Linked DNA regions of Mus musculus: region 2 is linked to region 1. Evidence: chromatin loops called from intact Hi-C (ENCODE). Cell type or tissue: heart. All regions are shown on one strand. Each heading gives the region's core, and the rest is flanking DNA. Links, peaks and the distances in the headings are about the cores only. Region 1 overlaps Cep83 (centrosomal protein 83). Region 2 overlaps Plxnc1 (plexin C1).

What was found. A loop is a pair of places that touch in the nucleus more often than their neighbours do. Peaks named below come from ENCODE experiments on the same cell type or tissue, not always from the same donor. Only the 100,000 strongest peaks of a DNase experiment are listed, where the experiment ranks them.
Region 2: a loop joins it to region 1, with 2.0 times the contacts of the local background. A loop is called at or near these places in 3 of 42 quality-filtered maps.

The regions. Positions count from the first base shown.
Region 1 is chr10:94,698,028-94,710,835 of GRCm38, reverse strand. The region is part of intron 1 of Cep83 (centrosomal protein 83); the gene reads right to left. Among named protein-coding and RNA genes, the nearest start is that of Cep83, 16 kb to the right of the region's middle. In heart, for the core only: a CTCF peak has its summit at 5,042 (motif pointing left); no DNase peak of the experiment used is centred there; H3K27ac peaks cover 477 bases.
Region 2 is chr10:94,814,600-94,827,407 of GRCm38, reverse strand. It overlaps Plxnc1 (plexin C1), which reads left to right. Exons shown (of 31, transcript NM_018797.3): 21 at 91-237. Among named protein-coding and RNA genes, the nearest start is that of Plxnc1, 120 kb to the left of the region's middle. In heart, for the core only: no CTCF peak of the experiment used is centred there; a DNase peak (open chromatin) is centred at 7,857; H3K4me3 peaks cover 765 bases.

The DNA.
Region 1 (12,808 bases), core at 1,871-9,870:
TCAAAACCTGTACTATAATTTTAAATTGATTAGTCATATAGCTTTAATTTCAACCAGTGACTCAGATACCTGTCCATTTATTAGACACTCAAAACAGACACACGTGCATGCATAGGAATCTATAATAAAAAGTTTACCAACTAAATATATCCATAATGCAAATTTTTAAAGTACATAATTCAGAAGTTGGAGAGAGGGTCCAGCAGTTAAGATAACACACTGCAAGTTGTTTTTACAAAAGACCCAGATTCAGCTTCCAGCACTCACATGATGGCTAACAATCATTTCCAACTCCAGCTCCAGGAAACCCAATGCCCTCTTCTGGCCTCTGCAGGCACCACACTGTATACATGCAGGCAACATTCGTACACATAAAATTTTTTAAAAGATCCTTTTAAAATAAGCATATAATTTAAGCCATAACAAGAAAAAAATAAGGCATCTTAGTAATTTAGTGTCTACAGAATGTCTCTGAAAGGCAATTAGTTCTACGAACACCAACTTTTAACCAAACATTTCCTTGTCCCTTCTTTACAACTCTAACAACGATATAAGTGCACACACGCACCCTTATGACCACTTTTGACTGACCCCATATCTACAGACCTACATATTACATCTTCTCCTACACAGGCATTCAACTTTTTAAAGCAATGAATAGTACAATGTCTGCCCAAAAGTGTGGCAATTCAAGACATTCAAAAAGCACAGCTGCTGATGCTTATGGAAAGCTTCCAAATACATTTCATTAAAAAGCACATGCTCTATGCCTTTGAGCATTTCAAAACAATACTTTAAATATTTCATTCCCCCAAAGTGAATGCTGTTTTTGTTGTTTTTCAAAATATTAAAAAGTCTAGTGATAACACTCATCAGGCATTTGCTTCACTTACAAACAGAAATTCGAAATTTACTCCAAACCCAAAGACAACTCTGCACTAGGCACTCTACAGGCAGTTGGCTAGCCATCCCATGATTTGTAAAGAGAATAAATGTCACATTTTGACACTTTGCCAGAACCTGAAGTGCAGCTGGGAGCAGACCCTTCAGAGCCCTGGCAACATGCCAAGCTCAATAATTATGATTTAGAGAAAAACAGGGGAAGTCAGGGAAAGAGGAAAGGAAGAAGATATGTATTTGAGTGGTTAGCAATCAACCACCAAACACTGAATTACATTATTATTTTCTTACAATCATACTTTCTACTGCATGACGACTTAACTGGTAAATTTCTGGTAAGATACTGTAACCAGCCAACTTCAAAAGCTTATTTGTAGTAAATTATAAATCTATCATTGTGATTCAAAATGCAAAGATGACTCTTAACAAAATCATACTTCAAATTCATTTCAAAGTTTTTCAGTATATAGGCTCTGTGACGTATAACATGGGAAATTATGAGCCAGCAGCACTTTTGATGTGTGTATTACAGTCTGTTCTGTTCGCACCACAGGGCTAATACACAAAATGTTACTCAATGATCTAATGTATCCTGAAATACATTCTTTAAGTAAATCCTAATGTAATTTTTTCTCAGCTATACAACATAGTTTGAAAACTTTAAAATGAAAAATTTATATTTGTACGGAAATTGACATAAACATCTTTTAGAATTGTCAAAAACTATTTTTAAAAATGTATAGCCATAAATGAGGTAAAAGTCAACTTCAATAGAAAGGTGAACCAGAACAAAGAAACTGTTTACTTTTTTAAAAAAAACCACAGTAATCAAGCAGTACTTAATTAATGACTAAGCACATGTACTGACTAGTCTACGTATAATAAGAGTTTGAGGGATACATCTACCTTCAGCCAGGAAGAGCTGGCCCACAGCCACAGACTACAGATTAATTTTTAGTGCCTATTTTATGCCAGACATTTTGTTGAGTAAGATAAAAATAAAAGAACACCTAATCCTCAAAGAAATGATAGTGGTCAGTGAAACAAACATGTTAGCTACAGTTTAGATGTCAAATGTCCCCAAAAAGCAATTGTGTTAAAGGACCTTCCAGGGCAGAAGTACTGAGAGGTACAAAGTCCTTAGCTCAGTCCCATGCCACATGGCTGGAACACAAAGGCTGCCTACTGTTCCTTCACATTCTTATGGAAGTCCTTAGGTCATCAGAGGCATGCTGCTAAGGAGGGTTATACACTTCCAGGTCCTTCTCTCCTTGGCTTCTTAGACACAACATTTACTATATCACCCACTACCCATCACTGCCACTGGACAAAGGTCCAAATAGATCTGCCCAACCAACTGTTGCCTAGAAACTCCAAACTATGACCCAAAATAAAGCTTTTTTCTTTGAAAATTAATTATCTCTGGTTTGTTTGTTTGTTTGTTTGTTTAGATCAAGACAGGAAGCTAACAAATGTACATATCATGGTTTCTTTATTGCCCCATGATGAAGGCAACTCATGAAAGAGTTTATTGGGGCTTACAATTGCAGAGGGTGAGTCCATGACAATCATGGCAGTGAGTATGGCAGCAGACAGGCAGGCACAAAACTGAAAAAGTAGTTGTGAGCTTACAGCCTTACCCAAAAGTAGGAGGCAAAGAAAACTAAATGGGAATAGTGAGGGCTTTTCAAACCTCAGAGTCCCAGCTCCAGTGACATATCTTTTCAAACCTCAGAGTCCAAGCCCCAGTGACATATCTCTACAACAAGACCATACCTCCTAACCTTCCCCAAACAGTCCACCAACTGGGGACCATGTATTTAAACATATGAGGGTCGGGGGGGGGGGGGGGGGAATTCTCACTCAAACCATCACAACACATTAACAGCAACTGCAGACTAACCAAGATGAAAAAAAAATATACCATCAAATCATCTTTGTACTGTTAAAACTTGGCCATTTGCATATGTTGACTTTTCAAAACATTAATTCAGAAAGCCTTAGAATAATAAACATATTTGTAAGTAGTATGAGGGCAGAGAGGGAAGAACCACTTATCAGAGACACCTCCCCAAAATAATTCAAAACTAAAACCAAGGTAGAGATGCAAAAAAAAAAACCAAAAACAAAAAAAGGTACAAAACACAGAACTTAAGAGACGAACATCAGTGTGGCGGTGCCTGGACAGTAGGGCAAAGCCTTAAGGATTATGTGCAGTGAATCACAGTTTATTGTTGATTATTAGAGAGTCCGTAGAAGCTTTTAAGCTGTAGATAAGTGAGGGAACCCAGGGTAGGTTTAGATTTGTACTCCAGAAAAAAGTAATAAAGATATTTCCACATGTGGAAGTCTTTCCAAATTAAGGAACCAGAAGGAATAAAAGAGAAAGCACACAAATGTACAGAAAAATGATGAGGGCCTGACCTGTGATAAAAGCAACAAGTGGTTCAGAAAATAGTCTTGAATATGGAGACAGAGGAAAAGGAGCTAACAGAAATTGGTAGCCTTTTCTTCAACTATAATAGAATCTCATTTTAATGTTAAGAGATTAGAGTGGAAACTTAAGGGTTCTTTGGAAAGTCGGTTGTATCACAGTGTTTTGCTGAAGCAGACCCAGATGAAAGGATATGTGATAAAGGAGTCTTCGCTGAGGACACACATGCATTGGTCCACCTTACATGCATTGCTGAGCTCCTCTTGTCAGGACTCCATAGAGAGAAACACACCAAAAAACTTCTCTCGAGGTTCCTACGGCTTCTTGTCACTTCCACAGACTTGGGCCAATTGGCAGAGTAATGTCAGCTGACACAGACTCACAAGGCATTTTGCTAAGAATCATGGAGGACACATGATGTTTGGCGGGAGTATAAATAAGACTCAACAGACAGTGACTGGGGCTTGGCTTGCTTGCACAGCTAGCTTCGCAACACTTCCTGGTCTCACATCTTTGCTTCCTTGAGAGAGGGGTGGTAAAGAACTTCTCCTGGCCACCATCCCTGGTGGTCCTGGTCCCTCCTGCTGACTCATGACAATTCAGCTGGGGCCTGGCTGTCTCTGCTGAGTCATGCCACTGCTGACCTGTAAACTGATCTGCTGATTACCTGACAAAGCAGAAGGAATTTGCTCCAAAGAACAATTTCTAAACAGGTCCACTTCCCCAGTATCCTAATAACCTTTCTTTTCCACTATCTCTGGTGGGTGCTGGGCTAGAAGGGAGGTTAAAGCATTTAAGACCCATCATTAAGAGTAGGTCATTAAAAAATTTAAGCCTATAAGAGATGGCATAGTTAGTAAAGTGCTTGCCACAGAAACATGAGAACCTGAGTCCAGACAGCCTGCCTTCACATAAAAAGCTGGGAGTGGTAGCATTTGCCAGTAATCTCAGACCTGGCAAGGCAGAGACAGGGGGATTCCTGGGGTTTGCTGGCCAGTCAGCCCAGTCAATCAATGAGCTCCAAGTTGGAGACTCCACTTCAAAATATAAGATAGAAGACACCTGATGTCAGTCTCTAACCTCCAGATAGATGTGCATAAACATATGCACATGCATGCATACCACATGCACACACACACACACACACACACACACACACACACAAAATACTAAAAAAATGACTGAGTAAAAAAAAAAATCAAGCATAATAAGTTTTGCAAAAGTATTTTGGTTAACTGTAAATACCACCACAGTAAAATACTCAGAATCCACTTTCTTCCAAAAGAATTTCCTAGCAAGAAGGGTAAACTCTAAAGCTGGCTCTAGTCAGGAACAAAGACTTGAAAATGTGGATTTTGTTCCTTAAATGTCCACCTGCTGCTGTTCTGCGGTTCCTCCTTATTCTTTCCTTCAAACAAACTATCTCTATAGCAACACACTCCCCAGATCTGGAGTCTGATGATACAGAAACTTGTGGGTGGAAAGCATATGTTTGTGCAAAACTCTTAACAACCCAAGACCATGAGCTACTTTACTTTTCCTTTTCCTACAAAAAACAAAAACCCACACATATACATACCTTAAAATCTAAAAATTAGTAAATAGATATGAAACAAAAGTATTTTTAAAACAAAGAAATATAAAAACTATACAACTGATGTTACACGTGTTTACAAGGAAATTCTTTTTATAGGTTACAATGACACCTTGTGGTAAAACTTTTCAAATTATACAAATTTTACAACAGAAATAGAAGGATGGTTTAGAAAATAAGCAATAATACCAAGACCATAGGACTGAGATGGTTTGGCCATATACAATTCATTTGAAAACTCGAAAGGCAAAAACGCTAAAGAAATCTTAATACAAGGTAAACATAGTACTTTATAACACTATAAATGCAAACACTGTACTAGACAACAGTATTAGCAGAATTAAATTATTTAAATGATGCAAAAAAATCACTTTTATAATTCAGGCCAAAATTTCTAACACTAGTAATTTCTTTACATGAAAACAGTAACATATGACTTATAAATTATAAAAATAAAATATCATTACTCTTTTCTTGCCAATTAAAAACATGTCTTTAAAATATGAAAGCATTTCAATCTTGACTGAACCAATAAGAGGGTAATTTACATGGCCTTTCATGCAGTATTTACTATTTTAAGATATACTAATAGGCTGGGCATGGTGGCATAACACCTTTAATCCCAATACTCCAGAAGCAGGGGCAAGCAGACCTAAGTTCTAAGCCAGCTTGGTCTGCATAATGAGACCTTGTCTTAAAAACAAAAACTAAAAATAAAAATGCTAAGTACTAGGAGGCAAAAACTTATTTAATTTTGGCATGCACATATTTTGTCAATCTTTTAAATTTTTTCCTTCTCTCTGCAGCTGAATGTCACAATTGGCTCCCATTTCTCTGACCCATCTATCTCACTCTCTTTTGTGTTTTCCCTCACCTTCCCTCACCATGCCAAGGACCTCGTCATCAGTCCCAGCCCCATAAGAAAAGTTCAGCTGCCCCTCTCATCGCTCATTTACTGCTTGTTTGAGTCACAAGTACACACCGAAGGTCCTAAATGTCTCCTTTAGTACATAACTCCAGCTCAATTCATATGGTCCATCTACAATGGAAGCTTAATGACAGGACTCAGTAACTCACTACTTGCAATACTGTACTTTGACACTATGAAACAGCAGAAGCCAAGAAGTTTATAAACCCCTCCCACACCAATTTTCCCACATACTGTCCCGGATTGTGGTTTGAAAGAGAAATGTCTCTATGAGCTTGGGTATTCCAACCATTGTTTTAAGACCTTCATTCAACAGGGATCCTGCCTATACCTAGATGGGAGAATGAGGACAGAGGCATCAAGAAGACCCTGGGCTAACTAAGCTTGCTAAATCCCTCTTGGTTTCCTGCCATTAGAATATACATTGTCCCTTGTCCCTCAACCACACTTCTGCATAACTATATAAACACATGGTTTCCCTGTTTAATTTCGCTCTTCATTTCTCAAGGTTCCACATCACATAAAATTGGGGATACAGCTTAGTGGTACATACACTTCTTGCCTACCACATATGAAGCTCTAGGCTCAATCCCCTAGAACAATAAAGTGGGGAGGGAGCAAATTTGTAGGTTCTTGATTTGTTATGGTCCCTTTTGGTATGAAGGGAAGATCTCAGTCATGAACCTAGAATGGATTAAAAAAAGAAATTTGCTCCTCAAATCAACTCACTAGTTTCACATTTTCTAGCTGTTTTCTTTTTAAAATCAGTTCTCTCTTTTTGTAATACATAACTTATCCTCAACAACTATTTGCAACTAAGTATCACTACTGCTGACTCATCTTCATCTGCTGATTTTTGAAGGTATTTACTATATACTTAAGTATAGGGGGTGTGTGCTAGAGACAGTAGTTTGTTCCTGCCTTCCACTTTGTGACAAGGTTTCTGCTTTTGCGCTGTGTACTCTAGGCTATCTATCTAGTCTCTAAGTGTCTGGGCAGTTCTCATTTGCACCCTTCATTTCCCACAGGATTGAGTGCTGGGATTACAGATGCACACCATATCCAACTTTTCATGTGAGTTCCAGGCATAGATGTCCAACACTTGTACCTGCTAAGCCATCGTGCCAGCCCTCATCTATTGATCTGAATCATTCTTTTCATAATGATGCCCGCCTCTCTGCCAAACAAATAAAATACGTTACACTTAGCAATTTTTGTTTGTTTGTTTGTTTGTTTGTTTTGTTTTGATATTGCAGTGGGGAACAGAAAGCTCAAAGTTCAGCCATGGGAAGCTGACCCATAGAGAGAACAAAAACAAAAAACCAAACCAAACAAACAAACAAAAACAGGATTTCCTCCACTTCCCCAGTTGATTTCTGCTGGATGTTTGTTTATAAGTACCCACTTTGATGTGTTATATATCTGATACTTGCTATTTGTGTTTGGAAGCCTTGGCAAAGGGAAAGGTTTGCCCTGCCCATGACCTCAACCATGACCTCCAAATGACTGCCTTAATAAGGCTTCCCTGTCAATTTCCAGTATATGAGAATAGGTCCCCAATTTAACGCTGTTACCTTTTGTTTGACCTGTCAGTTAGACTACTCCAGCCATCTCTGTGGGATACTGTGAGTGACCGATTTGATGTTTTGCTATCTGCTGATTCTCTCTAATAATCACTATTTATTCTTTTACCTTTTTTTGATATATAACTTGAACTCACACAAATACAGTCTCAAAATGAACATAGAGATGTTTTACCCATAACACCAAAATATAATCATATATGAACACTAGACCAACAAGAAAAACTGTCTCTAAAGACAAGGGGAATGGCTCCTTAAGGGATAACACCAGAAGCTGATCTCTTGTCTCACCACATATTCACATACATGCACAAATGAACACACACACATGTGCATGTGCATACATGAACATATACCCTATTCTTACTATATAATCCTGCCCATACATTTATAGGTATTCACACTTAAGAAATGAAAGAATGCATCCCTATAAAAAAATTTACACAACTATTCAGAACATCTTTGAGAGTTCAACACAAATCCATCATGAGGTGAATAGACAAACAAATTGTATTATTTATATAATGGAATATCACTCAGGAATAATAAGTGCATACATGTCAAAATAATTATGCAGTGAAAACATATTCAGATAAAAATAGGATAACATGTTACATTTATTTAAAAATCCAAGAAACATATGTAAAAGCAACAAAGAAAAAGGACCATGATTTTGAGATGGAGTGAGGAGAGGGAGGTTACACAGGCAGGACTGGAAGGGAAGAAGAGGAAAAAAAGAAGGAAGATGATGTGACTATATTTTAATTTTTAAAAAATTACAAAAGAAACAAATGCAAGAAACACAAAAAAACAATTGATAGTTGAGAAAAATCAAGAAACTAACTCAAAACATATTTGAAGTGACTAATAAGTATCTAACATTGTTCAAAGAATTGTGAGTAATATAAAGTTAGTACAAAATAAGTTTTATCCTGCAGAGAAGAGAAGAATTTCAGTCATAGCCACCCAGCTTTCCTACTTCCAACATACAGGAATAAAGCTACAAATCCTTTACACAAGCACAGCCCAAAAACCCAGTCATTTCAGTGTTCTGGAACCCAACCAAGGGCTTACCACACGGTCTGATTGTTCAATCATGAAAACAACTGGTATGAATAAGAATAACCTGACTCCACGGTATTCTCCCATTGGGTTGCTTTACACTGACAGATAGATCAGTGAAGGAGTTCAGACTGTAACAGTGAAAACACTTTCAGCATTATTTGAAGAAAATCTGTTTTTGGATGCATTGTCAATTAAAGTGGAGATCTCTGTGACAAGCAGAGATGGTCAATAATTCCCAAAGTCTCAGATTAGGGGCCTCTTTAGGGCAAGGAAAGAACCAACTAGGAATTTTACAAAGGCCTAGAAATTAAAGAGAACCATAGGGATTTGATAAACTGTCCCCAAACCTAGATAGAACAAAAACTACAAACATGTAGACCAAAGACCAGAGCAGGCACAGGTCATAAAGCCAAGACAGACTTGAAATAGACTGTGTTTAAATGCATCCTTGCCATGCACATGCACAGGTCTATCCATGGGTCAGTTTGAACACATCAAGCTAGTTCTTGTTTGAATACAAAGCTACACAGATGCAAGAAACCAACCATAAAAATAAATAGGCCTAGGTACAGTAGTAGAGTGTGCCATTTTATTTAAAGACATTAAATTACATAAAGAAATGACTATAACACTGTATGGTTATTAGGCTTATAATATGCGTAACTATAATATATATGTATGACAATAGTATAAAAACAGCTATATTGGAGGGAAGTTGTATAATTTAACAGAATTTAGTATTATTCTGAAACAGATTGCTATAATAAAATACATATTGTTATTTCTAGAAAAACCATTATTAAAATACAATAAAAAATCCGTTTGAAAGGTACACTAAACAATATTTCAAACTTATTGAAAGGAAAATAAAAAATAAGATAAATGCAAAACTTGGGAAAATGGAATAAATCCACACTATTAACAATTGTGCTAAACATTAGTGAACTCCATTCCAAGGATAGAGAATGCTAAACTGGTTCAGTTTTTCTACAACTATGTGTTGTTTATGAAATATTTCTTTGATTCAAAGACATAAGCAGGTTAAAAGAAATGGGACAAAAATTTAAGGCATGCAAATCGTAATTATAATGTCAGAATAGTTACTGAAGACAAACAATATAATACAAGAAATATTACTAATTATATTCTATACTAATCATATTTAATAATGACACCTATGACGAATGTTTATTTGTCTAACAGAACCCCAACATACAAGAAAGGGGTAAAACAATGAAAAAGACTGCAATGAATGTCAAAGTAAGACAAAAAAAAAATTAAGAATATAGGAGTTGGCTGACCTTACTAATTACCATAATTATAACTGACAGAATATTCCACCCAAAGACTATTCCACTAAAAAATATATAAATAAATTTTACAAGAGACTCTCACTACTGAATAAGGCTAGCTGAGAACTCCTTACACAGTTCAGGGTGATCTCTTGCTTCAGTTTCCTAAGTGCTGGGACTACAGGTGTGCTACCATACTTAATATGCATTCTCAGTGAATACACAGGAACATTCTCCAGGATGTACCATACGCTGGACCACAAACCTAGTTTAAGATACAAAACAGAAAGTGCCAGTCATTTCTGTGAGCATTAAGGACTAGAGTTCGGATCCCCAGCACCCACATAAAAAACTAGGTACAATAATGAACACCTGTAATCCAGAAATGGAGAAAGAAGAATCTCTGGAGATTGCTGGACAGCCAGTCTACCCAAATTAGTGAATTCCCTGTTCAGTAAAAGACTCTATCTAAAAAAAAAAGAAAAAGAAAAAAAAAGATGGCAGAGAGCTATTAAGGAAGACACTGGTCATCAATCTCTGACCTACACATATACAACATAAACACACACAATCATAAAAAGTGTGCCATCTGAGTATTACAAAGTAAGTAGCTCACAACAGTCAGAAATACGGGAGGGGCTGGAGAGATGGCTCAGCAGTTAAGAGCACTGGTTGCTCTTCCAGAGAATCTTGATTCAATCCCTAGCACCATGGCAGCTCACAACTGTCTCCAAGTTTAGTTCCAGGGATCCACACCCCCACACAAACAAACATACTTACAGGCATAAAATGATTTTTAGAAAAAGAAAGAACATGGAATTAAATTATTTTTAAACCCTCAATTATTAGTAATCAACACACTTCTAACATAGGCATCAAAGGAAAAAACCCACAAGGTGAAAGAAAATTTTTTCTCTTTTTAAGACAAGGTTTCTCTGTGTAGCCTTAGCTGGTCTGGAACACACAGAAACTAGGCTGGCCTTGGACTCAGGCTGCCCCTGCTTCACAGGTGCTGAAATCTGAGGCATGCACACAGTCACAAGGTAAAAAATTTTAATGTATTTTAGAGACTGTTGTTGTTGGAGAATGGGTCTCATGTAGCCCAGGCTGGCCTTTGTTTTAATATCCAAAAGTCAGTTAATAAACGACACTAACAATAAAAACTTTAAAACAGATGATCATTTCACTGGATGAAGGTTTAAAAAAAAAAAAACACCTCTGGGAAAAATCACACACACCCATTGTCATTAAAAACTTTAAATAAGAACATCAAGAAAAGTCAGCGAGGGCTGGTGAGATGGCTCAGTGGTCAAGAGCACACTGACTGTTTTTCCAAAGGTCCTGACTTCAAGTCCCAGCAACCACATGGTGGCTCAAAACCATGCATAATGAGATCTGACGCCCTCTTCTGGAGTGTCTAAAGACAGCTACAGTGTACTTAGATATAATAATAAATAAATCTTTGGGCCGGAGAGAGCAGAGGCCCTGAGTTCAATTCCCAGCAACCACATGATGACTCACAACCATCTCTACAGCTACAGTATACTCATATACATAAAATAAACGAATAAATCTTTTAAAAAGAGGAGGAGGAGGAAGAGGAAAAAGAGGAGGGAGTCACCAAATAAAAGTGTTTGCCACACCTGTGAAAGGTTCCTTCTCCCTGGAAGCCACGTAAAGGCGGAAGGAAAGAAATTGTTCTACAAAGGTGTCTTCTAAACCTCCATATCTGCACTGTAACATGAGTGTGCACATTCACACATGTTAATTATAAAAAAACTTAAACTAGGTATAGAATGGAAATTCTTCAATTTGATTAAGTATCTATGGAAAAGTATGGGGCTAAACTAGTTACTATCACACTATACAGTGAAAATGTGTGTGCTTTTCCCTAAACAACAGGAACAATGCACTTTCAACATTTCTATGTAATATCTTATTAGAGAATCTATACCATAAGTTAAGGCAAGAATGAGTGAATGAAGAACAGACTAGAGAGAATGTTGTAATCCTTTTCATTCAGAGACTTGGCCCTCTACATGAAAACAATATGCAAGAGATGACCACATTTTTCTATACTAGCCACGAACGATGAGTATCATATAAAAACATTCCTTTTACAAGAACATCAACAATAACAAATTTCTTCATGAAAAAATATAATGGGTTGAGTGTGGTGGAGCATGACTTTAATCCCAAATATTCAAGATACCTTGAGTTCAAGGTCAGCATTGATTATGACAGTGGTTCTCAACCTTCCTCAAGCTGTAACCCTTTAATTTCCTCACATTGTGGTGACCCCAACCATAAAATTATTTTCATTGATACTTCCTAACTTTAATTTTGCTATTGTTATGAACTGTAATGGAAATATGTGTCTTCTGATGGTCTTAGGAGATGCCTGTGAATGTGTGGATATAACACTCTTCACCCTTCACCCCCTCTCTCCAAGGGGTTATGAACACAGCTTGAAAACCACTGATCTATGGCACATTCTAGGACACCCAGGACTACATAAAGACACTAACTCAAAATAAATAGACACATAGATAGATAGGTAGATAGACAGACAGACAGACAGATAGGAAGGAAGGAAAACCATAACAAAAGTGCAAGGTTTTACACTAAAATTTGAAAAATGCTGAGAGAAATCAAAGATCTAATTAAACATCTTATATGTTGATAAAGATACAGTTTCATTAAATCAGTGATTTTTTTCTACAAATCCTTTCAAATCTCAGGACCTTAATTTTTTTTGTGGTAATGGAAGAACATGAAATGCTCTAGAGAGTATGGTATCAGAGTAAGTATAGACATAATTATTAACAGAAAGCTTAAAAAATAAATATTTACATTGCTGTTTCTTCAACAGATATTTTTACAATGTCTTTAAGATGTCAAGGCAACTTAAAGAAAAAGAATAGTCTCAACAAATACTAGGAAATATGACAGCGACTTTAAAACAAGCTTGAACCTTACTCTTATACATACATAATTATTTAAATTTAGATC
Region 2 (12,808 bases), core at 3,264-11,263, 120 kb before region 1:
ATGTTGATTATGAGTGAATACTGCTGCCTGTCACTCGTGGTACTACCGTGGGCTTCAGAGCTAACTGTTGCTTTTGCAACTTTTTCCAAGGAGACTGTTGGAGAGCCATTCTATTTGCTGGTGACGACCCTGAACCAGAAAATAAACAAGGGTCCCGTGGACGTGATCACCTGCAAAGCGCTGTACACCCTGAACGAAGACTGGCTACTCTGGCAGGTCCCCGAATTCAACACTGTGGTAAGCTTGCCCAAAGCGCTCCATCCAGACCCAGAGGGTGGGGGTAGGTGGGATGGGGGGAGGGTGGGTCCTCCTGACTGTGGGAGGCCCCGGGGCATCCACATAATTGAAAGCAGTAGTTGATAAAATATTAACACGTGTTCGCATAATAGATTTTAATTCCTTGGGTTGGGGAGGGAAGCGCCGTGACGATGCCTGGGATACTCGTCAATTTCCAAAGGTTTTAATATCGGGATTGCTTATAGCTTTGAACATCGTCAAAGGAAATGCAAACTGCTCCCTATTCGGCACTTATAATTGCAATCAGAATTTCTCAAATGGCTCTGCTTGGGGAAGACAATGTGTGAAGAGATATTTCAACCCAAATTGAGGCCGTCTTATTTTAGACCGATAACACAAGACAAACTTCTCTGTGTTCCCCATGCAACACGACGCCTTCCTTTATTATTTCCATGGATTGGTTACAAATGTTTGCTGTCACGCACTTAATGTACTGTGATCTCATAGATATTTTTAGAGGAATGCTGTAGATCGCTCCAGCAGGGTGACGGGGCTAGGCTGCCTGAGAGTTTCAAATACTGAGAGCTTCCTTTTAACCCATTCTGGCGCCAGCCGCCCTCAATCACCCCCAGAGAAGGAGACAGTACTTCGGGGCCTTTCAGGAGTTTTGTGGCAGAAGCCCCACATGGAACATGTCTTCCATACGGCTCAGGAGCTTTCGAAGCTTTTCCATCATCGTCAACTTGAGGAAAGGCTCTGTAGCTTTGGTTTGACTTTTAGCTCTATGAAGACTCTAGACTTCTTTACCATCTTATTAGTGGACATGGAAGAAGTAGATTCCAGTGGGATTCAGGAATTGCTCACTGGAGAGCTCAGGCTCCTGTGGCTTTGCTCTGGGTGGTGAGTCCTGTGGTATCATTCTAGAAGAATTCACTCCCTAATTGAAGAAGGCACCACTGTGCTATGGACCGTATTATGGTTATGTCATGGCTGTGGGTGAGGAGGAGCCAGGAGATCAGCTGTTTCCAGTTTCTTTCATCTGTGTGTAGCATCCCCATGGCTGTGTGCTCAGCAGAGCATGGTTCCTGTGGATAACTGTCAGCACCTGTGGGGTAGGGCAGTGTTCTCAGGCTTTAGCATGGTGGCACTGTGGCCCGGACAGTGTTAAACACCCATTGTTAGGTGACCCTAGATGCAAGTCTGGGGTATGACTTAGGGTTTGCATTTCTTTCAATTTACTCTTTACAACATTTATTTATTTTTATTTGATGTATATAAGTATCTGCCTGTATGTATGAGTTGCCATGCGGGTGCTGAGAACTGAACTTAGGTCCTCTACAAGAGAAGCCAGTGCTCTTAACCACTGAGCCATTTCTCCAGCCCAGATTTATTTATTTTTAATTACTTGTATGTGTGTGTGTGTGTATGCACACGAATGTAAGTATATATTTGAGAACAGAGGTATCATATTACTCCAAAGATGGTTGTATGTAACCCAACAAGAGTGCTAGGAACTGAATTTGGGTCCTCTTCGAGAACAATGCATGCCCTTAACCACTGAGCCCTCCAGCCTTAGGATGTGCATGGTTAATATTCTCCTCAGGCACTACTTGAGAACTGTTGGCATGGGGGTTAGGAACCTGGGTTCTGGAGCCAGGCAGGTTTGAACCTTGCCTCTCCCACTGGCTAGCTGTGTGACACTGCTCGAGTCTCTTCACTTGCTATGCCTTCTCAGTCTCCCTGACGATAAAGATGATAATCATGACGGCCCATCTCTTGGGGATGTGATAAAGATTAAAAGAGTATCCAGCACACAGGCACACGCATGCATCTGTGCATGCACATTGTCTTAGTTAGGGTTTTACTGCTGTGAACAGACACCATGACCAAGGCAAGTCTTATAAAAAAAACAACAACATTTAATTGGGGCTGGCTTACAGGTTCAGAGGTTCAGTCCATTATCATCAAGGTAGGATCATGGCAGCATCCAGGCAGGCATGGTGTAGGCAGAGCTGAGAGTTCTATGTCTTCATCCAAAGGCTGCTAGTGGAAGACTGACTTCCAGGCAACTAGGATGAGAGTCTTAAGCCCACACCCACAGTGACACACCTATTCCAACCAGGCCACACCTCCAGATAGTGCCACTCCCTGGTCCGAAAATATACAAACCATCACACGCATATACACACAGACATGCATGCCCACATACAGAGGAACATAGTCACGTGGGGATCCTCAGTTTCTTCTCTACTGTCTCCTTTCTCTCCTTATGGTCTTTCCTGCTGCTCATCCACCAAGCCCAAAGCAGTACGTGGCCCCCAGCAGTGTCAGCACCGTGCCTCTGGCTTTCTAGAACTGTGAAGTCAGTCAGTCCCTTCCCTATACAAATCACCCAGCTTCGGGTGAGGCCAGTGTTTGGGTCTAACAAGAGAAGGCAGCCCTCACAGGGGTCTTAGGGATAAAGGTTCCTAAGTAAACGTAGGTTTGGGGAATCCAGCAAGATTTCTTTTCATGAAACACATTGCATCAGACCAGGAAGAGAAGAAAGGAGGTGGGCTGGGGGGAAGGGGAGGGAGAAGTCAGCTGCCCGAAACAACTTTTGAGGTTACGGCGTTCCAGCGCTTTCTGTCTGAGGACTTTCTCTCCCTTTCATTTGGAAGCGTTATTTATTTCACAGTCAATTAGGACCATGTGTTTCTGATTTGTTAGGACTCAACTCATCGTCAAAATGTTACTTGATGTTGAAGAAATTCGTGTCGACTCTTGAATTTTTTCCCCTGTTATAGCCTCTGGGGGAAATGCAATGGAAAATTAAATCTCTGCACTGTTCTCCTCTGATTCATCTGCGGTGGATAGAGTGGAGGCTGGCAGAGAGGTGGGCCCTAGCTCCTAAGGCCTTTGCCTTTAAGAATGATTTTTTTTTTAAACTGTCTTTTGTTGGACCTGCTCCAACCTCTCTTTCATGGTGGCTGATTAAACTAGAAGCTAGAGAGAAGGCACATGATCCAGTCAGTCTAAGCTTGTGTGACCAAAAAAAAAAAAAATGTTACCGAGGGTCAATATGAAAAATTTAAGCATTTTCATTTCCTTTCATATAAGTTCTCCCAACCTGAACCACCCTGTTTCTAAGTTTCCCCCTTCTTCCCTTCCTCCCCCCTCCCTTTTCTCCACTTCCCTTCCCCCCACCCTCCCAGGCTACACTCCTGGTGGTTTGCAAAGCCTTGCTACATTTGCCTGAGGTGGTTTATGTCATTGAAGACTAAGGTGTTGTGAACATACTGGAGAGTGTGTGTGTGTCCCTGTTCTAACAAGGGACATTAGAAAGCTCTACAAGAGTCACAGGAGCAACTTGAAATAGAAGAATGTGGTGCCATGGCGGGCCCCATTGGAGAAAAAGCCCGTTGGGATGCATGCTCAGAAACAGCGCCTCACACAACAAACTCTGAGTTAGGTTTCACACCTCCTAGGTTAGAATGTTTTCTCTCTGAGGTGTAGGGTGTTTTCTAGAACATAGAGATGCACTGCCAGTTTCTTGTATTTAAAACCCTTATACTACCAAATCGCTCTGGAAAGTCAGATGTCCTTCAGCCCATCTTGAGAGGATAATGCCTGAGTTGCCTTCACAAAGCCCTTCATAACCACCCTGGCTCCAGTACCAGGTGCCCCAGACCGGCATCTGGCAAGTCGAATGGTGCCAATCTCTATTCACTCTCTGATGCTTAAGGGGAGATTGTGTCAATCTTCATACGACACCCTAGACTTCCTTTAATGTGTGAGGAGATGGCCCTAAAGGGAAAATGCTTGCTATACAGGCACGATGACCTGAGTTCAAATCTCCAGTACCCATGTTGAAATTAGTCATGGTGGCACACCTGTAATCCCGGTGCTAGGGATGGAAACTTTCCTCTAGCCCCGGGTTCAGTAAAGGACACTATTTCCAAAAATAAGGTGGACACTTGATCCAGAAAGACTTCATGCTGGCAGGATAGCTAGGCTGGTAAAGGTGCTTGCTGCCAACCTGAGTTCAGTCCTTGGGAGCCACATGGTAGAAGGACAGGGCCTGTCCCTGAAAATCAGCCTCTGCTCTCCTCATGCACACTTAAATTAATACATAAATGTAATTTAAGTTCAGAGTCACCTACAGCTGCGTGGCAAGTTCCAGGCTAGTCTAGATTACATGAGATCCTGATTGAAAGAAAAACAGAAGAGAAGACTGACCACTAACCTCTGACCTTCATACACACCATACCCTCACATGTGTGACACCCATGCATACACCATTCAAGAGTTCAGAGTTGACAGTCAAAAGCGGGAGCAAAACCTATTGATCCTCTGTTTTCTCCACAGCAAAACTGAGAGCTTGCTAAATAGTGTTTCTGGGGAGTGCCTGGCCCTGGCCCACCCTCCTGTATGTCAGGAACATGTTTGCAGAGCAGAGGGCCTGCATCTTGGAGGATTTCAGTTCCAGGAAAGTATACCACATGGGAGAAGGGACATTTGCCTCAGTTTCAAGAGGAGATGAGAAAAACCAATAACTCGTAACAGGCGTGCTGAATTAGCAGGAGAAGTTTGACTTGTAATCAAAGTTAAGCGAGAAATGGTTTTTTGAACTCTTAAACCCAGGAAATGAGCTTGCCAATCTGCTGCATCGGAGAGATAGCATCTTGGCACCCTGGGAAACAGAGTTCCGACAAACACATTATTACACTCGTTCTCATATCTGTACGAAAGTCTTTAAGATTATTAGAAATTCTTGACAAAGCCCAGGGACATGCCTGCAGAAATGCTAATGCGTCTGTTGTGATTCATGGAAGGTTTATGCCGGTCGCTACCAAGTCACCCTGCTCCCCGGTGGCTGCCGTTTGGGGACAGGCATGTTTAGGGCAACATTCTATCTCTAACACAACACTGGCTAGCCCTAGCAGGAATTTCTGTGTGTTCTCCTTACCTCTCTCAAACCCCTTTGGTTCCATTTAGCTTGTCCTTGCAGAAGATCCATTATCCCCGTAATTAAACAACCCACTGTCCCGATTAAGCCGTTCTCTGTTACTTCAATTACATCCCATTGTTCATTAAGTCCTGATGTTTGCACTTCAGCAATCTTGTTTTTAATACTCCTAGCATTTGTGGAGAAACAGTGAAGTTAATTAACAATTCTTAAGCTCTTTTTTTTTTCTTTCTACCATAGTGCAAATCATTTCCATTATGACTTGAGATAATACTGAAACCATTACTAGCTTCATAGTTAGCTTCCTGATCAAAGAGTGAAACCATTTTTCATAATCGTGTTAGGTAAGTCATTCCCTGGTCGATGGCAAGCTGTGGAAAATGAAAAATTAACTTTAAATGAGCGCTTTCAGTGCCGTTCCTCTTCGTGGTCTTTCTCTTCACGCCTATCGTCTTGGAATTAGAGAAATAATTTAGTTATCTCAGTACAAAAGTATTTAATTTTCATCTCTGTGGTTCAAATTAATTATTCTTTCATTATTTATACCTTTTACAAATCAGTTGCTTTGACTACAGCCATAGCACTCTGAACACGTTCCATTTCATCTGCTCTCGGAAGGTAAACAGAGGCAGGCCCCCGTGACTATTTGAATGGGAGAGTGGTATTGCAAAGGTTTGTCTTTTTGCCGTTGTCATTTTCCATTTGGTGATATATATAGCAGGAATCATCAGTCAACAGCCTGGGGACAAATGAGACCCCTGGACTGTTTTTATGAATAAAGCTTTATTGGAACACTACTCCGTGTATTCATTTCTGTATTATGTCTGGCTGGCTCTTTACTAACAATGGCAGAAAGTGTTAACTTGTCGCACCAAAGACCATATAAACCTCAAAGCCTTAAATATTTTCTGCCTGATCCTCAATAGATAATTTGTCAGCTCTTAAACTGACACTTGAAGGCGGGGGTGGGGGAGGAATCTAGAATCTTCTCTCTAATCTGAAAGTGCTTGGCAAAGTGTTCTCACTGTTCACAAATCTTTGCTAGCTCTGTTCTCTCCATTCTAGGACGTGCAAACATGCTAAGTATAGAGAAACTGGTCACAGAAACAAAGTGGGGCCAATGCCTTTCTCACCTTGTCTTGTTCAGAGGACAAAGGCTTTCTTCCACACTTCTCTGCCCACTGTAATTCTGTGAGAGGAGCAGACTCCCTAGCTGGGAGCTGTTGTCTATCCTTGATGCGACAGGAGAGGGGGCTGGACATGGTAGGAGGCGGGTGAGCATGGGTTAGGGAGACAGTTGAAGGCAGGGAAGGCTTGTGCAGGGCTGAGGGGACAACTGTTGAAACCGCTTGGACCGCTGGCTATACTGAGCAAGCTGCAGCCTTTCTGAGTTTGGTACATGAAAGAGACTTTCCTCTTGACTTTCATTTGGCCCTGAAATGAAATTAGAAATATATTTTATAGCTTTTATTGAATGAGAACAATTATTGCTCAAAGACCATTTATGACAAAGTTGCTGGTTTGTAAAAAAAAAAAAAAATTCCTTTATAGGAATTATAGGGTATGTCAGCAAGGATGTGGCTGCATCCAGCCCTTGTTAGCCACAGATATGTCAGAGAAGCTAAGCAGGTGACATTATAGACCTCCCCTGGGACAGGGTTCTCCCCATATTCAGTTTATCCCAAGAAGCCTCAGTTTTTTGTTTCCTCTATACCTCAAGCTGGAGAGAACCACTAGCCAAGTAAGAATGTGTAGTTATTCACCCATGTGCTGTGGGGCTAGGGTCAAAGACATGGGATTTAGGCTCTGAGAGTCCTAGGTATGAAATTGGTCTTGGTCCATTACTGTGTGACTTTGGGCAGGTCACCACCCATCAGCCTATTTATTCATCTATGAATAGTTGGTGATAAAAGCCTAACCTTGTAGGTTTTTGTAGGTAACCTTTCTGACTTGTGCTAAAGTCAGAAAATTATGTGTGTAACACACCTACTGCCTTTCCTGGCACAGAGGAAGTGGTCATTCTTTGTGACAGTGTTTTTCTTATCACCTTTAAGGTACACTAAAGGGAGGTCTCTCCTGTGGTCCTTCTAGTTGTTTTTTTATTGATGATAGGTGAGGTAGGGGAACCAGGTTAGCTAGCTCTGTCATCATGATAAACACATCTGAAATTCCCATGTGTTGTGTTAGCTCTGTACCAGGTTACACATGCTTCCTGTGTTTGGGCACGGACAACCAAATGGCAGAGAATACCCTGATAGGCAGGGCAGGAGTTGACAGTGGTAAACCTGAACAACTGTCTAAAAGCCGCTGCCTTGGGGTATGCTGGGAAAAAAACAGCCATTTTCATCCAGTCCTCTCCTATGCACTGTGAGTCTCCAGATGGCCTTGCCTGCCTGATGGCTTCCTTCTGTATATAGCTATTAGGAAGCAGTACAGCTGTGTAGAACAGAGGTCCAGATGCCCAAGTCCAAGCAGCAGAAAGATGGATTTCTCCCCAGTGTGAAGGGCCGGAATGGGCAGCCCTGCTCTGGGATGCCTGCAGGTAACTTCTTGGAATGAGCTGTCTGCTTCCTCAGCCTCTTTCCAATTGCCACAGCAGGACCTCAGCAGGACTACACAAGAAAGGACAGATGGTCAGCAGCTGTCTTGCAAGAACCTTTCCCAGGGGTTGCCACATAACACATCCATTTAAAGTCATTGGCCAGAATGCGGTCACGTGGCCACACCCAGCAGCGGGGACAGGGCAGTGCCCAGAGGCTCCGGAAGCTATACACAGTAATGCTGATCAACGTGTGCTTCCAGAAGATGCACAGAGCACAGTTTGGTACTAAGCCAGAGTCAGAAGGTCAAGCCCCCTCTAGTACCTGGTGTGTGCCCACCCATCGTCTACTGATGGAGAACTCCGCAAGGAGAACACCATTCCTAGCCTCCTGGCATTTCAGTGGGAGTCTGGACATAGTCAAGTGTGACCCTTCCAGAAGCTGTAATCTGGGACAAGCTTCCAGACCTCGGTGTATCTCCCCGGCTCCATCTGTTAAAGGAAGCTAAGAATAGTCCCTCACCTCACAGAGTTGTGAGGATTCGATGAAATTAGCAGATTCATTGCTGGGATGTGGTAAGCGTTCGATAAGTACCGGCTATTGTTATTATTATTAGAAACTCCAAGCTCTGTCCTCATCACTCTGTCCTCTAAAAATAGCACAGGGCTTCTCCCTCCGCAGCAGGTGGTGGTTTGGGGGGAAGGCAGAGGTGGACCAGGAGGGCTCCGCGCTCTCTCATTCTAAGGAGGTGGAATTCTTTTTCTCCACTTCTTGGCCTGGTCTCCTGACTTAAGATTGAAGCCTGCTGCTCGCCAATCTGCTCAGTCTGGTAGCTGAGGGTTTTCCTGTCCAGAGGCCTCCCTCACCACCTCCTCTCCAGACCTATTCAAATGCTACCTCCTCCATGAAGCCTTCCCAAAGCTCTCTTCCTGTCAATGCCCTCCTCAAAGCTAGAACCTTCCAATCACCCCGTCTGTTTCCACTTGGCCGTATTATTTATTAGCCGGGGCTCTCTGGAACAGAGATCTTAACCGGAGGGTTATGACTCCTTTGGGATGGCATATCAGATATTCTGAGTATCAGATATTTACATTATGATTCATAGGAGAAGCAAAATTACAGTTATGAATCCACAACTGAATAATTTCGTGGTTGGGAGTCACCATGACTATACTAAAGGGTCTCAGCATTAGGAAGGTTGAGAACCACTGGTCTAGATGAACAGAACCGACAGAATGAAGGTATAGCAAGAGAAGGTTAATTAAATAGCTTACGTGACTTAGTCTGGGTAATCCAACAGCAGCTGCCCTCACACTGGAAAGGCTTATCTCTCCAGTAAGCTGCCCAGCCCATGAGGCTGGATGCCCCAGCAGTCCCCACCTGCTGCCAAATGCCCAGGGGAGTCGTGGAAAGCCATTGGTCTTCACTGTGCATTGGAAGGTAGAAGAAACTGAGTTCTGTCAGCAAAGTGGATAGTGGTGGTGGCAGCAGGGTAGATGAGCTTACCAATAAGACATGAAGACAGTGGAGCAAAAAGCAAAGGTTTTCCTCAGACCTTCTTTATCTGGTGCTACCCACATTCGGGGTAAGCCATCCACTTCAAATAAACAGATGAAAAAAAAATCCTCCTAGGTAGGTATGCCAAAATGTGTCTCTCTTAGTTCATCTACTGACCGTCAAGATTAACCATCATACTCACAGTACCTAGTCTTAGAACTTGTGTTTGTCTCCTACTTAGCTTAGTTTACCAGTGCTTCCCATCTGGATTTACACTGGGGCAAATGAATGGTATCACTTACAATGCCCTACACTAATGGATCCACAATAAACGTACGTGTCTGTAAATGAATTTAGCTGCCATTAAAAATTGGCAAAGTAAGGGGCACTGGTTTTGGTAATTCAGCTCCAAGTTAAAGAAAATAGGACCAATGGGACCTGAAACACCAAGAGCAGAGGTGCGTCTCAGAGCAGACTGGAGGCGAGTGGTGTCCATGCCTAAGGAACAGCCACATGCTCAGCCATCTTCAACAGAACCTACGGTCACCATATCTGTTCTCCTCTTGGCCGTAGCTTTGTACTTATAAGATGACTGCCATAACTTTCTCCCCTACCCTGACCCCTTTTTGGTTGTTGGGATAAAAACTCTTTCCTTTCTCTATCCTTGTCCAGAGGTTAGTCACATGACTGTTCCCTAATGGAGGAGGACAGGGAGCTACCACCAGGAGCATTCCTCTACCCTGGTTGCTGCATGGCTGTTGGTTAGGTAGACACCAACCACAAATGCTACCTCAGCTTTGCTGGTATTTTGTGCCAAGGAAGTAAGGGGCAATAGAGGAAAAGAATGTGCTTCAAAGAACCAGCCTTTTGTGGTGGTCAGAAAAGGAGCTATAGATCCTAGAGCATTGGCCCAGACTGAACGGTCCAGTTAGCCTTCCATTCTGCTGGCATGCCTGCAAGGGATTCTCTGAGTGTGTGTGTTCCGAGCTGATAGATGTGTCTCCCATACCTGTTGTGGGTAGCCTGAGAACATGTTTTAAACAATCCCCAACACTAATGAGCACCCAGAAGAGCTTGGCTCTGTGGGCCTTGGCAGGGGAGGGGCTGCACAGGTGATACATCCACTCTGGATGCCATGGGACATTGGCCAAAGATCGACCCTGTCATGCCCACACTCTGAGGCAAAGAGGACACTGACTGCTCCCTAGCATAGAAGAGAGGCTCAGGTGGGTGTCTCTGCTCTGGATGGGGAGTATTAAGACTTGGGCCAGTCCTGAGGGGGCCCTCCACTCACACTCTAGGAAACTGCTGTCAGAGCAATAAGCACTGCCGCCGTGAAAAATGAACACAAATCAATTTGCGTCTGGATTTACTCTCAGAATTCCCTGTGGACTCTGTAAAATGCCTTTTTACCTCTTTTCCACCCTATCTAGCTGTGGAGGCAGTGGCAGATTTACATTAGTTTACATGCAGTTAAGGTATTTCTTCCTTTTGGTTATGTTTTTAAGAACATTTATTGCCTATAAAGAGGTGTTATTGTTAAAGACAATGGTGCCCTTTAGGTAGCAACCGAATGTTATTTTGTAAATGCCAATAAAACTATTTCATGAGCCAGGATGGCTGAGGCTCTGATTAAAAGGTGTTTCCCATTCATATTTATTTTGGACGCCTTTGACAGCATCACTCTCTACATGAAGAGCCACAAGTAAAGGAATCAGCAACCTGGCCACAGGAACAGAATTTCCTCTCAAATGCACTTCCTAACTATCCCAGGATATGCTTAGGCTCTAGTTAAGGACCCTGCTAATAGCTGGTGTAAGAAAAGATTCCTGGAGGCTAGGAGGAGTCCTGGGAGATCATCAGAGCCCTGGGAAGATGGGTTGGAGCTTAGGAGGGGACAATTTAGCTCAGTGAGCCCTGACATCAGCACAGTGGGTATGCAAAGTAGACGTCATCTCCAGACTTAGAAACTCTGTCCCTGGAGCAATTAACCCCTCTGTGTCTCTGTTTCTACACTCTGAAGTGGGCACTGGAACAGCAATATAACCACCCTTGCCTGGGGGTTAAAAGAATCAAAGAAGTATGTCATAGGGCTGGGGGTGTAGCTCATTGGTAGAGTATGTGTTTAGCAAGCTCCTCATGTTAAGTTTGAGTTGAACAGCCCTCCCCCATTGAAAACGGCATGTCTTGAAATGCATTTGGCATCTATACCAAGAGGACCTAATGTCTGTAAAGAAGGGAGGTGAAAAAGAGGGCTTGAGTATGAGAGTTTGCCACATCGGTCTCCTCTAAACGGTCTAGCCTGCAGCTGTCCTACTCATCTGGTACCCCTGCATTTTCCTTTACCTGGTGTTTTCTGGTTTTTGTTCACAAGTGGAGAGGCATTTTGAACCCCTTGCTCATGGCTGAATTGCTCAGAACACAGAGTTTCTTAGAGAGTAGACAAGTGTAAATCCATTGTAGAGCAAGGACTTATTTGGCGCACACTGAGACTACTGGTCAACCTCTAAAGTGCAGATTCTACTAATTTCTGAGTTTAAATCATTTGGCTAGGTCTGCACTAAAGTGACTATCATATCATAAATGAGATTGCAGGGGGACAAATATTGTCTTGGGTGTTATATATAGCAAAAGGCCATAGGCTGGGTGGCTTGTGAACACCCAAGTTCCTAAAGACAGAGTAGTTTAAGAATCTGTTCCTTGTCACGTTCAATGTATGATGAGCACCACTTTCTCACTGATGGCACCTCGTTCTCTGCCTTGGGAAAGCCCTATTGGGTTTCACTGAAATTGCTGCCTCCTGAAGCTTCCGTGACAATAAGTCAAAATGGCCATATGTATGTAGAATCCTGGCTAGCCAAAAAGTACTCAGGACATTTACAGAGCACCATGTGACCAGGAGGCCTAGAACTCTATGCAGTATCCCAGAGCAAGGTCTTTCCTTTCATGCTGCCTATGTTGAAATCCTAGATGCCAATGTGAAAGTGCTTGGCAGGGGGTGGGGGAGGGACCTTTGGGTAAGTGATGAAGGCAAAGGCCTTAACAGTGTCCTTGAAACTGCTGTGCCCCCATACTGAGACACATGGGCTCTAAGAAATTTACTGTGGGGACACAGTCAGCAAAGAATGCATGGCTCAGAGAATCTGCCCAGAGTTTCAGATATCTCCTGACCTTGTGAGGGTCTGTGAGCCATATGCCAGAAGCACAGGTCAACCAATCCAGATCCTAAGGATGATGTCTATTCACCATCGGGTACTATCAGAAGTCAGTTACCATCATTTACATGTTGCAAGGGAGAAGTGGAGACCCAGAGAAGTGATTCAGTTGGCTAGTGGTGGGCTGGGATTAAAGCCAGGAGCCCACATGATGCCTTTCATGGGTAGGGTCTTCCTTCTGAAACACTGCATGCAGTCAGTCCCGCTGGGCAGTGTGGACCGAGTCTCTGTGTCCAGGTGAAAGTACACTGACCTAATGTTACAGTGGCGATCAACTGGATAAGTCATTACTACCATTATTCTTTAGCTCTGAAGCACCTCTGGCAGCTGTCTCCTTGACCTCCGTATTAGAAAGCAGGTGTGGTTATACA